2 separate regions of the Homo sapiens genome follow, and region 2 is linked to region 1. A link is a contact called in ENCODE Hi-C or POLR2A ChIA-PET data. All regions are on one chromosome and are shown on one strand. Each heading gives the region's core, a stretch centred on a gene start or an enhancer-like site at or near the end of the contact. The rest is flanking DNA. Distances are from core to core; before and after follow the strand shown. Region 1 holds the start of CASC15 (cancer susceptibility 15). Region 2 overlaps CASC15 (cancer susceptibility 15).

Region 1 (7,398 bases), core at 1,789-4,288:
ATAAAGGTTAAACAAATGTACGGGCTCTGTTATTACAAACTCAAGGTTTTCACTCTGAGAGAACTTACTGTATTTTATATAGACTCCCAGTCATTAGACATTTATTTTGGGCCATTTTTGGATTTTGTTTACCAAAATGAAGTGTCAAAATGAAGAAAAATAATAGTAATGCAAACAACATAAGTTCTGCTAACACAGAACTTAGAAATATCTACTGCAATATTTAAGAAGCAAATCAATCACAAATAAAGTAGGATATTTCCCTGCTGGATGCATCATCATTACAAAATTTCCTTAGTGACCATATAATCTGCATTCATTATGTGTGCTAATGTTGAAGAACAGATGGTAAAATTAATAAAATTCCATCACAAATACCCAAATCATCATCCTAAATAAGAAAGGATCTACAGAAAACAGTTTAAAACAAGGAAGTCCAAAGTCATAAATCACTCTGATAACACAGCCGCTCAAAATAACTAGTCAAATCTCTGGGTATAAGCCCCAGACCAAAAATGAAGTCCTCGTAGAGTATCTAAAAAGCAACATACCTTCTTTAAGGTGGAGAATTCCCAGCGATCAAATTGTAATCCATATAGAAAAGGTATCATCAAAAATTCCAATGATTTAACTTTTAAGCAACTCCAGATGAATCCAGGAATGATTTGACCTTGTATTGGTACTTCCATATTGTTGGCTGATGGAAAGATCCAGTAAGAACAACGCAGAATGAAGGAGGTCAGTGCTAGGAAGTACTCCAGCAAATTCATGATGCTTTCTAGATGCTGATAATAGTAATTACACCTATACAATTGAAATTAATTAAAGTTAGCTTCCAGGTCATTCTGCCTCCTCACTTTGTAAAAGAAAGTAATTGTTGCAATAATATATTTCAGTCTTTGATATGAAAACTCAAAACTACATAGTTCTAGCAGTTGAATCATTTCTAGGTACAATAGTAACTACTTCAATAGTAACTACTACTATACAGAATCAAAAGTTGAAGAAGTTAAAAGACAATGTTTGGGCGTTTCCTCAAGTTATTGACAGTGCATGCGCTTTGATGTTTCATTTGTCTTGTCAAAAGTAAGTCCAAGGAAGTGAGGAAAGCCTCTAGCACTTGGGAATATATGAGAGAAGAAAGTGGAGAAGGTAATAAACTATCCTGGCATCAGAAATGATCTCACAAAACATACCTGAAGATAATAACCTTTAGGTTATTCTGCATGTAGAATTCAAAAAGCCTATTCTGCATATTCCTAATATTTAGATATCACCTCAGATAAGGCATACATTTGCCCACTTTCAATAAACCCCCAACTTCAGTCTCCAAAATGCTTTTCCTTTTTTTTTTTTTTTTTTTGAGACAAAGTCTGGCTCTGTCACCCAGGCTGTAGTGTAATGGCACGATCTCAGCTCACTGCAACCTCAGCCTCCTGTGTTCAAGCGATTCTCCTGCCTCAGCCTCCCAAGTAGCTGGGACTACAGGCACGCACCGCTACGCCCAGCTAATTTTTGTATTGTTAGTAGAGACGGGGTTTCGCCATGTTGGCCAGGCTGGTCTCGAACTCCTGACCTCAAGCGATCCACATGTCTCGGCCTCCCAAAGTGCTGGGATTACAGTGAGCCACCGCGCCCGGCCCCCAAAATGCTTTTTCTACAAACCAAATGACAGTATGGGATAAACAACTCCTGTATAAAGTGGAAAAGCGCTGGGAGAAATTGTACCTAAAGTGGCAACGTTTACTGGGTGTTGAGTGTTCCCCTCATTCGCGCATGACCCAACCTAGAAACATTCCTAAGTTAAGCTACTTAGGAAACAAAGTTAGGGCGTCTTCCTTAGCCTATAAAAACGGAGTGGACTGCGCTGCCTCTTCACCCCGCAGCAGCAGAAACAGCCATCCCTCTTTTGGACGGGCGTGGCAGATAGAAACAAAAGGTTAAAACACAAAAGGCGGGGCGGAAGGCTGGGTCAGAGGAGCTTCTGGGGCTCACGTTCTGCTTTCTATTCAAACACACTGAAGTGGGGTTGGGGGCGGGGGGTGATGGAAAGTGAGAGAGGTGAGGACGGATACCAAGGATTGCCTGGGTTATTCCGGGTGGATCGTGAAACTGAAAGGGGCGGACGGGATGGCTCTAACTAGTGGTCCAGGCCCCATCCCCTCCATCCCTGCATCTCTGACAGTCTGTAACCTGTGGCTTCCTCCACCCCATCTCAGCCCCGAAGAAAACTTTCTGAACTCTTAGCTGTTTGTTGTAAACCTCTCCTTGACCGCTAACACAAGGGACCAATCCCCTCCAACCCAAACCTTTCTTCCTTCCATTGTTGCAGCGTTTTTATATTGTGCGTGGTATCTACAGAGCGCTCTGCAGACAGCTAAGTTATACAAACGACCCCCATATCCATATCGCTTTCTTTTGCATGACCAGGGTCAGGGCTAGGGTGGGGGCGAGGCTGGACTTGACCCTCTCAATTTCTGCATATTCATCCCTACATGAGTGCAGCTGGAAGAACGCGAAGCAATACCCCCTCACCCCACCCTTTTGAAACCCTCCTCCCCATCCCCCCAGCCCCTCATATAAAGAAGCACATAAGATAAATGCCTACTTGGCTTTTGCCTATTAAAAATAAACAAATGAAACAATTGCGCGAGTTCTTTAAAGAACAAAAGAGAAGGGAACGGGGAAAGGAGGTACAATTTACCAGCCAAACTTTGCCACTGGGCTACTCCTCTGCCCTCCGAAGGGCGGGGAGCGGGGCGAGTTGAGGGGAGAGAGGTAAACAAGACAACAGTCCCCACTCACCTTCTTCCCCACTTCGTCGCACTTTTAAGGGACATTTCCCCCGCTGCAGTCCACGAGGCGTTCGGACACTTTTTCCCGGCCTGACAGCAGAGAAAGTCGGGGCGGCAAAGTTGCGAGAGGGAGATACCCCGGCGTCCGGGGGAGAGGGGAGGAAAGAGAGTTCATCAGAGTTCCCCCTTTTGTTCCAAGTCCCGGAGCAGACAAAGAGGCGGCGAGCGGCGGCAGGTTTCTCCCTCTCACCCCTTCTTCCTCTCTCCCTCCCCTCCCTCCCCGCCCCCTCCCTCTCCCCGCATCTCCCGCCCGGCTCGGGAACCTCCGAGGCGAGCTGGGGCTGCTCGGTCCCCAGTTCATCACAACTCTGCCCAGACGGTCTCCTCCCACTGCCAGGCTCGAAACTTTCCCCGGGAGATGCCAGCCCTGGCCCCCTCCGCACCGCGCACAAGTCTGGGGTGGTGGGCAGGGGATCTCCAAAATCATTGTTTCCCGGAGATGCACCTCTTTGTTTGCACTTTCCCTGCCAATCAATGTGAAACATTCACTTGGGCGTCGAGTTTCTGTCCATTTTTCGTCATCCCAAGAGACAAAATGCAAAGGGTAGGGGGTCAACCCTAGATAAAGGCGCTTACACAATCAGAGGTGGGGCGCAGGCTAGGCTCTTCATCCTCCTTCCTCCTCTCGGATTCACCCTCCTCCCTCCTCTCGGATTCACCCTCCTCCACCCAATACACAGAACAACTCAAAGGGGCTCCAAGTGTTAGGAAACTCCTCTCCCGCCCTTCCCCACCTACCCCCACCCACGCTGTCCCTCTGGAGAGCCCTCTAATTGGCAGGACAAAGGCCAGCTCCGGGTTCGGCCGGGGCCTCCGCCCATCCCTCGGGGCTACCTGTTGCTGCAGGCGCAGCGCAACTCGGTCCAGGGGCTCCGAGGAAGAATTCCCAGCTCCAGCATCGCGCCCACCTTCTCAGGCCCCGAACTTCCCCTAATCTCAAACTGCGAAGGCAAGGCTCTCAGGATGACCAGGCGCCCTCTGACCCTACAGCCAGGCGCTGCTCACTCGTCCTCTTCCCTACACCACGTCCTCGTGCTCACCCCAAAGATCTGACTCGGGGTCCCAGGCCGCCTCCTCATCCTCCACCCCCTGCCGCGACACGTCCCAGCCGAGCATCCCCTCTTTCCTTCCCCTCCCCCACTGCCTTGTCCGGGACAAATCAGGTGTCTCGGACCAGGAACAGCTCCCGACCCTTCCCCAGGTCCCTTCCAGTCATTCTCAACCTCCAGAATTGGGACCCCATCCACATGGTCCCCCACCCCTCGACCCTGATCCCAACTTCGGGCCATAGCATTAGCTCGCTGAGTGACTCAGAGCAGCACTCGTTTTCCTTCTAGATCCACTAGAATTGAAGAAAAAGAAAGCAGGGAGGTGGGGGAAATGGGAGAGAGTAGGGGCCCGCATGGGGAAGCAATTTCTAGGGCAAAAGAAAAAAACATTTCAATGCGAACACCCACCCTCCAGTTGGTATCCAGCCCGTCGCGCACCTTTGCCTCCACCCTCTTTCCTTTCTCCCCATCCCAGACTTGGAATCCTTTCGGGTTGGTGAAGTTTGGGGGTAGAAGGATGAGGTAGACGGAACCTTGGGGACCTGGGGGCTATGTCCTGGGTTGGCTTGCGGGGGGAGGGGCATTAAGAGGAGGGCTCCCGCTGGGTCCGGAATGTGGTGGCGGTAGGTCCCTGCACCCGCCCGGCGACTCCTTGCCAAGGTCTCTCCTCCAGAGCAGAACAAAGACGCCGCGAGGAGAGCTTCTGTCCTCGCCTCCCCCGCCCCGCGCTTCACTCGCACCAGCCCACGCCGCTCTCGGAAACTTTACAACCAACTTCCCCTAGAGTTCGTGCGCGCGGCGAGTGGGCCAGAAGGAGAAACCGGGACAATCGCATCCCGGGACCAGAGATGCCCTCTTCCGCGTCCCCTCCTGGACAGGGAGCACCACCTCTTGCACCGCCCGTCCCAGTCTGCGAGCTGGGCGACCCGCGGTGCCAGGGCGAGCGGAGCACGCGCTTTTCCCAGCCCCTTAAGCGAATGATGTTTCTTTAGTCTGGACGCGTACAGTACTGGGCAGTGGGGTCGGAGATAAAGAAGCGGCCGCCGGCCACGCGCAGGGCCGCGGCTCTGGCCGCAAAGTGAGGCCGAGAGCGCAGGAAGAGCACGGGTGTGAGCCGCGCCCGTCGGGCCGGGTTCCTGCGCGTCCCGTTCCGCCCTCGGATCCCAGCGAGCAGCCGCGAGGCAGGACTCAGGGACCGCCCGGGCGGACCTCCTGGAACGTCGGCCTCCTCACCTGCGGGGAGCCCCGACACCTGCGCCGTCTCCTTGCGGAGCCCTGGGTCTCTTGGGCAGTCAGTCGCCTACTGGAAGCTCAGGAACCTCATCTTAGGCGAGGAATCTTGAACGCACCACAACCAACCACAAAGAGAAAACAGCCCCCACCCACTCCTGTCTGGCACATTTTCCTCTTTGTTTAATTATGTTGACTTCCAGAATTCTCTTTTTGGGAGAAGCCTACCCTCCCCCAGACAAAACCTTTCCTTCTGTTATCCTCAGGGATCTGCGTGGAAAATAATGAAAAGTCAGTACTTTGAGACAATTCCATTCTGTTGCCTCTCGAAAATGCTCCAGGTTATAGGGTAAATCAACCAAGATAGAATTTTTGACTTCGAAATAACACCCAATACTCCGCTTACTAATCAGAGCTATTAAAACATTACCGATCCTTTGAAAATGTTTACTGTTTGTTTCTCTCTTTTTTATGGGAATGAAGAGTAAGGGTCATTTGCTAGGTGCAAAAGTCAATATGGCCTTAAGAAGGCTTTCTTCCTGCTGCCTGTCTTTATGAAATATTGCTCTCAGAGCTGTTTGAAGTATCTCCCTTTCCCAACCTGCTTGTGAACAAACATTTCTTCCTGGAATCTTGGTCTTCAACAGGTCAGAGCTCCCCCATCTCTGTAATAAAGCCCACTCCTGGGACAATGTATGAGCTGTTCACTCCTACCTTTTAAAAGCATACCATCTTTTCTCAGATGCCACCACAGCTTTAATATATTTTTAAAGAGTTAATTAACATCATCTAGGCTCAAAGATGGATATAGCAGAGCATATCAGCCAGGTATCTTTTCTGTACTAACAGGGCTGGGGCTCCACCAGTATGTCATGGGCTTCCTACTGGCAGGCCAATGGCATCTTACTCTTCCCTCTCTGCTTCCCCATTCAAGGGCTTCCTGTGGCTGCCAGACCCCACTTTGCCAGTGCAGAGGGGCAGGGCAGAGGAGCCAGGCAGTTAATTCCTCTCAGAGCAGCCCTCAACCAATCAAAGATAGGTGTTGAGGCCAGGCATGGTGGCTCACACCTGTAATCCCAACACTTTGGGAGGCTGAGGTGGGTGGATCATTTGAGGGCAGGAGTTCGAGACCAGCCTGGCCAACATGGTGAAACCTTGTCTCTACTAGAAAATACAAAAATTAGTGGGGCGTGGTAGTATGTGCCTGTAAACCCAGCTACTCGAGAGGCTGAGACAGGAGAATTGCTTGAACCCATGAGGCGGAGGTTGCAGTGAGCCTAAATAGTGCCAGTGCACTCCAGACTGGGCAACGGAGTGACACTCCATCTCAAAAAAAAAAAAAAAAAGGTGTTGATATAAAAATACTCCAGCTTCCCCACTGAGCTTAGGACTACGGTAAATTGTACTCTAGTCTCCCAAAGGTGCCCAACTTTGAGTTTCAGATACACACAGCAGTAACCTCCCCTTTAGGGAACAGTGTTACCTGCCTGCCATCCTTCCTTCCTTTCTTCCTTCCCTCCTGGTTTCTCTACTTATTTCCTTCACTCTCTTCCCTGCCAATGCTTTCTAGGATCTCATCCCAAATAGATTACAATACTTGCCCTCAAATCCTACCCTTTGGGTCAGTTTCTGGGGAAACACAACTAAGAAACCTCTTATATATGTTCTTTCTAAAGGGAGGACTCTGTTCTATTTGGAGAATGAAGTTACAAGATCCGATTTTCTCTAAAAAAGAAGTTATTTAATTAATGAGAAATGTCTTGAGTTATCTAGTTCATTTTCTATGTAATAGTTTAAAATTAGATAGCTTACTGAAGGAAACGTTAAGTAGCAATAAGTAGGATCATATGTCATACGTGAAAGTTTTGCACAGAGAGTCATTAAACAGAAAGAAGCTCCGTAAGTCTAATGCTAGCAATCAGCAATGCAACAGGAAATACTGTTAGAATCACACTTTTGAAAAATTAGTTAGAAGTAACATAGCTTTTGATTGAATCCCCAGTGAGAGTGAAGGAGTATAATAAACATTTCCCATACTATATGACCAGTGAGAGATCCCACAGTGTCTTTCTGCAAACTTCTTATAGCATTGATTGGCCAACTACTTAATGCAACATTTTTCTTTCTTTCTTTCTTTCCTTTTTTTTTTTTTTTGAGACGGAGTCTTGCTCTGTCGCCCAGGCTGGAGTGCAGTGGTGCCATCTCGGCTCACTGCAACCTCCGCCTCCTGGGTTCAAGTGATTCTCCTGCCTCAGCCTCCTGAG
Region 2 (7,398 bases), core at 2,089-4,588, 250 kb before region 1:
GAGATTAGCTTCATTTGATTTTTAGTGGGAGGTAAATGGCCCCAGGGAAGCATGTCTGAGAGGAGTGGAGGAAGAGTCCTTTCATAAATCAGGGAAGTTAAGAGTTCAGGAAGAACAGAACATAAAAAGTAGCCATTTTTGTTACCTTAATGTAATCCAAACAATGTTTGGACTGAATACAAATATTTGAAAGTTATGTTCATAGAAATAACCAACATTCAGTGAGTTATCATTTTGTTCTAACCACTGTACTTCCTGCTTATAAATAACCCATTTTATAGGCCAAAAAAAAAAAAAAACAGCCTCAGAAAAATTAACAGATCCAGTCTCAAAACAGTTTACCATGGAGTTAGAAAAATATTCACTCATTTATTCCATAAGGCAACTACATCGAATCTGAAATATGAAAATATATATAAATTTCTCCCAGGGAGTTCATAATCTAGTAGAGAAATACGCAGGTAAAACAATTTTCCAAAAGGCATGTTCAGGGCACCATGGCAATGCAGTGACAGCTGAATTAACTGAGGGTCTAGGGCGGGTAATATGAAGGATTTTGCAGAAAGGATGTCCATTTCAACAGGCAGATCAAAGGAGAAAGGAACTCTAGACTGATTACAATGGCTTATGTGAATGCATGAACACATAAGAGAACCTAATCTAGGTCTCTGGGGTCATCTGGCATGGCTAGAGAGAATGAGGATGCATAAGAAGAGGTACTAAAAGGTAATCCTGGGCTGGATAAGTGTGCACAGGTAGGAAATTAGATGTTAAGAATTAATTATTCGGCCAGCGCAGTGGCTCACACCTGTAATCCCAGCACTTTGGGAGGCTGAGGCAGGTGGATCACCTGAGGTTGGGAGTTCAAGACAACCCTGACCAAAATGGAGAAAACCCGTCTCTACTAAAAATACAAAATTAGCCAGGTGTAGTGGCACATGCTTGTAATCTCAGCTACTCGGGAGGCTGAGGCAGGAGAATCACTTGAACTCAGGAGGCAGAGGTTGTGGTGAGCCGAGATCATGCTATTGCACTCCAGCCTGGGCAACAAGAGCGAAACTCCATCGCAAAAAAAAAAAAAAAAAAAAAAAAAAGAATTAATTAATTACTTCTGCAATTGGGTATGTCTTATCTTCCCAACAAGCTATGTCTCCTTGATGGGAAAAAATCTCCCCTTGGATTCTAGCAGAACAGTTTATGCCTAAAATGGTTTAATCTAAACCACTGATTGCTATTACTTCTTTGTCACCATCATCAGAGCTAGCACTTAGACAACGGCTACAGGCATCACTATTAGCTCTTTATGTATAATAACCTATTTAAAGCTTACAAGAGCCCAATGAGGCAAACTGTATTGCCAGCACCATTCTACAGAGGAGCTGAGGCACAGGAATATGCCTAGAACACTCATCTGCTAACTCACACTGTCTGGAATTTATGTCCCAAAACACATACAAAACTGAAGTGCAAGATTATGTTACTAGGAATTTTCTGCCTCCTTAATTGTCAGTTCTCTTCCTCCCATCCCACACACCCCCCATCAACATAAGCAAATGTCATGGACTTGCCAGGAGATGACTAATAAGCTCATCAACACTGCTTCTCAGCCATCACATAGTATCTGCCACTTTCCTCCTCTCCTGCTCGGTCCCATCCAGTGGTATCTGCCAGTGAGAACCAGTGTCAAAAGTGCTAATGGCCAAGATACTGATTTAGCTGCTGAGCTCCCAGTGATGTCACTTCCCAAGGCTGCACAAGCCACTTTCTCTTCTACTGCCAACCCTGTCCCTGATGTAGTTACTGATGCCACTTAACATACTCAATGTGGCACACAGATTTTGGTAAATCAGTCATCTTGAGATTTTGCTTTCACTTTTAACACAGCCCATTCTCCCTAGGTTTCCAACATGATTCTGTTCGACTGGAAAGTAATCCAAGTGATTGGCAGCATGCTTCCCTTGGAATCCTCTTTCTGTCTATTAACACATTTTTCAACTTTGGTTTACATAAACATCCCTCTATTCGATTGTGAGCTCCTTTGGGCAAGCCTTAAAGAGGTACATAAACTTTCATAAACTCAAATTGCTAGTAGGCATTCAGCTTGTTGAATGAATGAGTTGAGTATTAACTTTCTAACTCCACTGTAAGCTCTTTGAGACTGTACAAGCTCCTATTCACTTTTCTGTTTCTCAGTTTCTTGTTTGTAAAATGAAATCATAAGAGCACGAGCTTCAAAGCGTTGCTGCGAAGATCTGTAAAGCAGTTAAAATGGTACATAGCATACAATAAGCATCTAATAAATGTCTGGTACACAGCATACAATAAGCATCTAATAAATGTCACTATCCATATCTATATACTTAACAGCTACTTACTGTTTTGTATAAGATGTGAACAAAAGTTCTCTGAAAAGGAATTTGGAGAAAAGAGACTTTATTTCAGTGAACAGTCTGCAAACTGGAGAAATACGCTTTGGTGTAAAAGGAAGGTGCATTCCAGAGAACAACAAGAGGGTTTGGATTTTACAGCAAATGTTCCCACCCAAGTTTCCAATCGAGTCTGTTAATTCAAAGATCTGAAACTTGTTTAGTTCCTATTGATTGACACAAGTGAGTTCTGTTGATTGGTTGATACAGCTGAGCCCTGATTGGTCAATACAGCTGAGCTTTGATTGGTTGGTTCAGGTGAGTTCTCAACGTCCCAAAGTTAAAAAGATGTGGGGGTTTCCAGGGTTTGGGGGAACTCAGAGTATGTGTGGGGCCTCAAGTCAGCAAATGGCTGCTTGACTCTATGTTAAATCTAAGCCCACTTAGCCACTTGGGATCCATCTTGAAAAATTGGCTTTTTCAGGTTCTCATCTGTTGACAGACATAAGCAATGTCTATTTGTGCTTTAGATATTTCTTATCCAATTCAACTGTCTTCCTATAGAATGAGGACTTTCCCAGAGGTACTTCAGACAATCATGAAAACAAACTGTTGGAGACCAAAACACCAGACCTCCAGACGTGTCCAGACAGATCTGAATTCAAGAGTATGAGTGAGCAAAGATAAGGCCAAAGGCATAAAACCAGGTAAAACCAAAGGCACGTTTTCCACATGAACTTAAAACTATCAACTGAAAAAGAAAAGAAATGCCTATGGCCATGGATCGGCTATGCTTCTGGGTGGCAATACACAGCATACAACTGACCCAAGTGCCATTCCTACCTACCTAATAAATGGCTGTCAAGAATTATGGCAGTGTGCTGCTCTGTATTTTGGTGGACACACCAACATAAATCCAACTAATATCAGACTGTGTGACCTCACCCTTGGACGCGAGCCAGAGGTTTCACTTGAGATCTCGGAAGTTATCAGATCTGGAAAGTGTTTCAGTTGCTTTCTCTTTTAGCCCATTTTAAGCAAAACAAAAGGCAGCACGGACCCAAAGAGGCAAGAAGGTAAAACCAGAAATTGTCTATACTCCATTACCCCAAATTACCTGATGATGAATAAATATTCATTGTTCCGTGGTTTCAATAGAAAGTAAACACCTATTTAAAAAGACCTGATCTTCGTCATGCCTTTAATCTCTTCCTTTTCGCTTATATCAGAGAGAGAATATTCATGCTTCCTGACCGAAAGATATGCTTCTAATACAACCTCAAACAAACCCTGACCCAAACCCTGATTCAGTGTTCTTTTTTTTTTTTTTTTTTTTTTTTTAATTGAGACAGAGTCACTCTGTTGCCCAGGCTGGAGTGCAGTGGCTCGATCTCGGCTCACCAGTCTCTGCCTCCCAGGTTCAAGCGATTCTCCTGCCTCAGCCTCCCACGTAGCTGGGGTTACAGGCATGTGCCACCACACTCGACTAATTTTTGTATTCTTAGTAGAGACAGGGTTTTGCCATGTCAGCCAGGCTGGTCTCAAACTCTTGACCTCAGGTGATCCGTCCACCTCAGCCTCCCAAAATGCAAGGATTACAGGCATGAACCATTGCACCCGGCCACTATATTCTTTTTCTTTCACTCCTTGGTCAGTCCACTATAACCCCTTAACCAGGACTCAGCCCGGTACATACCACTGCACTCCTCCCAGTATACCTTAGTGGAAAAGCTGAAATTGCACTGACGTTAGAGGTGCTGTCCTGATATTTGTTGGCTGAATGATCTCAGATGAATTTCTTCACCTCTCCAGGCCTCAGTTTCTACATCTATAAAAGGAAGCTGATCTCTGCAGCCTCCTTACCACCCAAATTCTCACAGGGTCATTAGCCCATAGGTTTCCAGGTGTGCAGTGAAACACAAAATGCTGAGAAGCCACACCCCACTCTTAGCATATGGATGAAGAAGCTCTGAGGAAGCACATGTGTTGGAGGGTAGGGGAGGCCGTCAGGGTAAAAAATACCAAGACAACTGAATATGGGAGAAAAACACTTCTCTTGTCCCAACTGAAATTGAAAACTGTGAGTGTGCACAAGCACGAAGAATAGCTGTCAGGGAGCCCGGTGCTGTGAAGAAAACCTGAAATCATCCCTCTCTACCAGTACAGAGTATCTTTGTATCCTTGTATCTGCTGCAACTGGAAATGGAGAATTAGGCAGATGGAGTGTTTTTAAGGGATTGGACAATTTATTAGGTGCTATAAAACATAGGCAATCAATAAATAATATTTCAATTGATTTCAACATCATTCCACTGGTTCTCTTTAGGAAATTTCAAGCTGATGCCACAATGTTCCACTCTGCTCTCTGCTGCACATTTAGTGAATTCCCATGTGTCGATACACAAATTTAGAAGCTCAGAACAGCGGAGGCCACCAATATGACCGCATAGCATTGAAGAATTTAATCAGTTAATGTTTCAGGATCTACCCATCAAACATTGACAGCTCACAATCAATGTAAGAAGTTACTTTGTAAAATGGACTTTTTTTTCTCCCTTGAATTTGAGCCCTAGAAGTCTGTAATGCTTGACTTTCCTGGAAAACTTCCAGATTCACACTTCACTTTCAACTTTGTGGATTGAGCTTCGTCTCTTAAAGACAATAGTGAATGGTTTTGTACTGGCTGTTAAGTCTGCTTTTAAGAATAGTTTAGGTATTCTTTGCAAAGAGGCTTCTGTTATTTCCATCGTGTTATTTTATTTTCAATTTTTCCTTTTTCCCTTCCATTTGAAATCCCCCCTCGGTGGTGTGCCTAAGTGCTCAGGTAATATACATACAAATGCTTCAACAGACAGATGGGTAAGTACCATCTCATGGTGCCCATACTTCTTAGTGAAAAAAGTATCCAAAACAGAGTGCAGTAATTCCATCCCCTCAAGTGCTATAATAATCCCTGCAGATGGCAGTTCTGCAACTGAAACTGCAGCACAATGGATATATAAATTAGGGCTACCAATAATGCTTGACAATACAATGAAGTAAGTATTCCAATATTCCCATTTCTAATACACACATTACATAAAACCAGAAAAATTACTTTTAAGACAAGCAGCGAAATAAAACTTTCTAAAACGTTTTGCAAAATCAGTGCTACATTCTCATCTTTTTCCATACGCAATTTTCATGTAACTGAGTGTATACTCCAAATAGAAAATTTTCTTAAGCTGTAGACCTCATCAGCTTTGTAGGTTAGTCTCTGTGAGCACAGGATACCTGAAAGCTGGTTAATGAATAATATTTCAGAAATCTTTACTAACATGCTAATCACAATTGGATAGCTCTCATTTAATTATTTAAAAAAGAAAAGAAAACCTAAGTATTATTATTATCCTCATCTTCTAGCTGAGGAAATTAAAGCTGAAAGAGGTTAAATAATTTACCTAAGGTCACATTGCTAGTGGTGACAGAACTGGGATTTAAACCTGGGAATTCGGCTCCCAAGCACTTAGCTACTATACAATATTACCCTGGTAGTTAGTACTAGAGTCCTTAGTTTCACAGGGGTAAGGGAGGAGACTCATATATTTGCCTTAGAAAACATCTTATTAAAATGCCAGACTAAAACACACCCAGTCCAGTGAGATTTGCCTACAGAAATACCTACAGGACCTAAACTTATAGATTCCTTTGCCTATGCTTTTGCTCCAGAAGCAAGGCCAGGGCCCCTGTGAATTACGGGGATCAGTGGGAGCCCATGGCTGTCTACCTACTTGTTCACCTGCTTTTAGTTATCTGGAGACATTGTGCCTCCTGAACTGTACACATATGAAAAAATGTCAAGGTCATCAATATTTACCTCTTATGAACCCAAAGGTCCCATTAAAAAGGTATCAGTTATTTGTGGGAATGTTTTAGTCACCTGACATGATGGGAGAGGAGGAAGAGCTTGGAACTATTAACATTTTATTGTAATCTCTAATATGAGAAGTCTACTGCCACCACCAAAGTCAAAGCTGAAATTAATATTTGTAACATAAAAATATCATGGGTGCTACTCAGTTTTCATGAATCTAATGTTATCAACAATGACAAGTCAGAAGACCCCATCACATTAGGCGCAACAGGAAAGCTCTGAACAGCATGCAATTCCAAAGTGATGATGATACACTAAATGTCAGATACAGCCTTCAGATTCTTGTTCTTTTTTTACTTTTATGAAGTATGAAATTCTTGTTCTTTGTTACTTTTTTTAAGTATGAACACAGGCTAGTCGTTTTGTGTACACTCCACCCCACCCTAAAAATATTGCTGTATTTATCATTACACTTCTTTTTTTTTTTGAGAGTGTCCCACTTTGTCACCCAGACTGGAGTGCAATCTCGGCTCACTGCAGCCTCAACCTCCCAAGCTCAAGTGATCCTCCCACCTCCCACCTCACCCTACAGAGAAGCTGGAATCACAGGCATGCGTCACCACATCCAACTAATTTTTGTATTATTTGCAGAGACAAGGTCTCGCTATGCTGCGCAGGCTGGTCTCAAACTCCTGGGCTCAAGTGATCCACCTGCCTCAGCATCCCAGAGTGCTGGGATTACAGGTGTGAGTCACCACCGCACCCAGCCAACACTCCTAATTCTTTTTTTTTTTTTTTTTTTTGAGACAGAGTCTTGCTCTGTCACCCAGGCTGGAGTGCGGTGGTGCGATCTCAGCTCACTGCAACCTCTGCCTCCTGGGTTCAAGTGATTCTCCTGCTTCAGCCTTCCGAGTAGCTGGTACTACAAGTGTGCGCCACCACGCCCAGCTAATTTTTGCCTTTTTGGCAAAGACAGGGTTTCACCATGTTGGCCAGGATGGTCTCGATCTCTTGACCTCCTGATCCACCCGCCTTGGCCATCCAAAACGCTGGGATTACAGGCATGAGCCACTGCCCCCAGCCAACTCCCAATTCTTGATAATTCTTTAACCTTGTAAAAAGAAACTGAGTTCTACAAATAAGCCACGAAGTTTCTCTGATGTCTTGATATAAGAATAT

What was found. Hi-C counts contacts between places; a loop is a spot of excess contacts on that map. ChIA-PET counts read pairs that join two places held with the same protein, here RNA polymerase II (POLR2A). Pooled maps may share reads with other maps.
Region 2: a loop to region 1 is called in a map of heart left ventricle, with 2.2 times the contacts of the local background. The contact joins the enhancer-like site here to the promoter of CASC15 in region 1. A Hi-C loop is called at or near these places in 2 of 168 maps with a recorded cell type or tissue (both heart left ventricle) and 3 of 50 pooled maps. POLR2A ChIA-PET finds 5 or more read pairs at or near these places in 2 of 52 experiments (WTC11 and activated naive CD4-positive, alpha-beta T cell).

What each region holds. Positions count from the first base shown.
Region 1 is chr6:21,662,053-21,669,450 of GRCh38, reverse strand. CASC15 (cancer susceptibility 15) reads right to left here and starts at 3,038. Exons shown (of 12, transcript NR_015410.2): 1 at 2,806-3,038; 2 at 552-804. It overlaps LOC124901483, which reads left to right and starts at 3,391. Exons shown (of 3, transcript XM_047419653.1): 1 at 3,391-3,399; 2 at 3,636-3,804; 3 at 4,493-4,910. The coding sequence starts at 3,391. The coding sequence ends at 4,896. RefSeq lists a silencer at 3,479-3,773.
Region 2 is chr6:21,910,216-21,917,613 of GRCh38, reverse strand. The region is part of intron 5 of CASC15 (cancer susceptibility 15); the gene reads right to left. Among named protein-coding and RNA genes, the nearest start is that of NBAT1, 230 kb to the left of the region's middle. RefSeq lists an enhancer at 3,358-3,407. Within about 2 kb of position 3,338, at least 5 of the 41 ENCODE cell types and tissues checked have a DNase peak (open chromatin) inside an H3K27ac peak, as active enhancers do.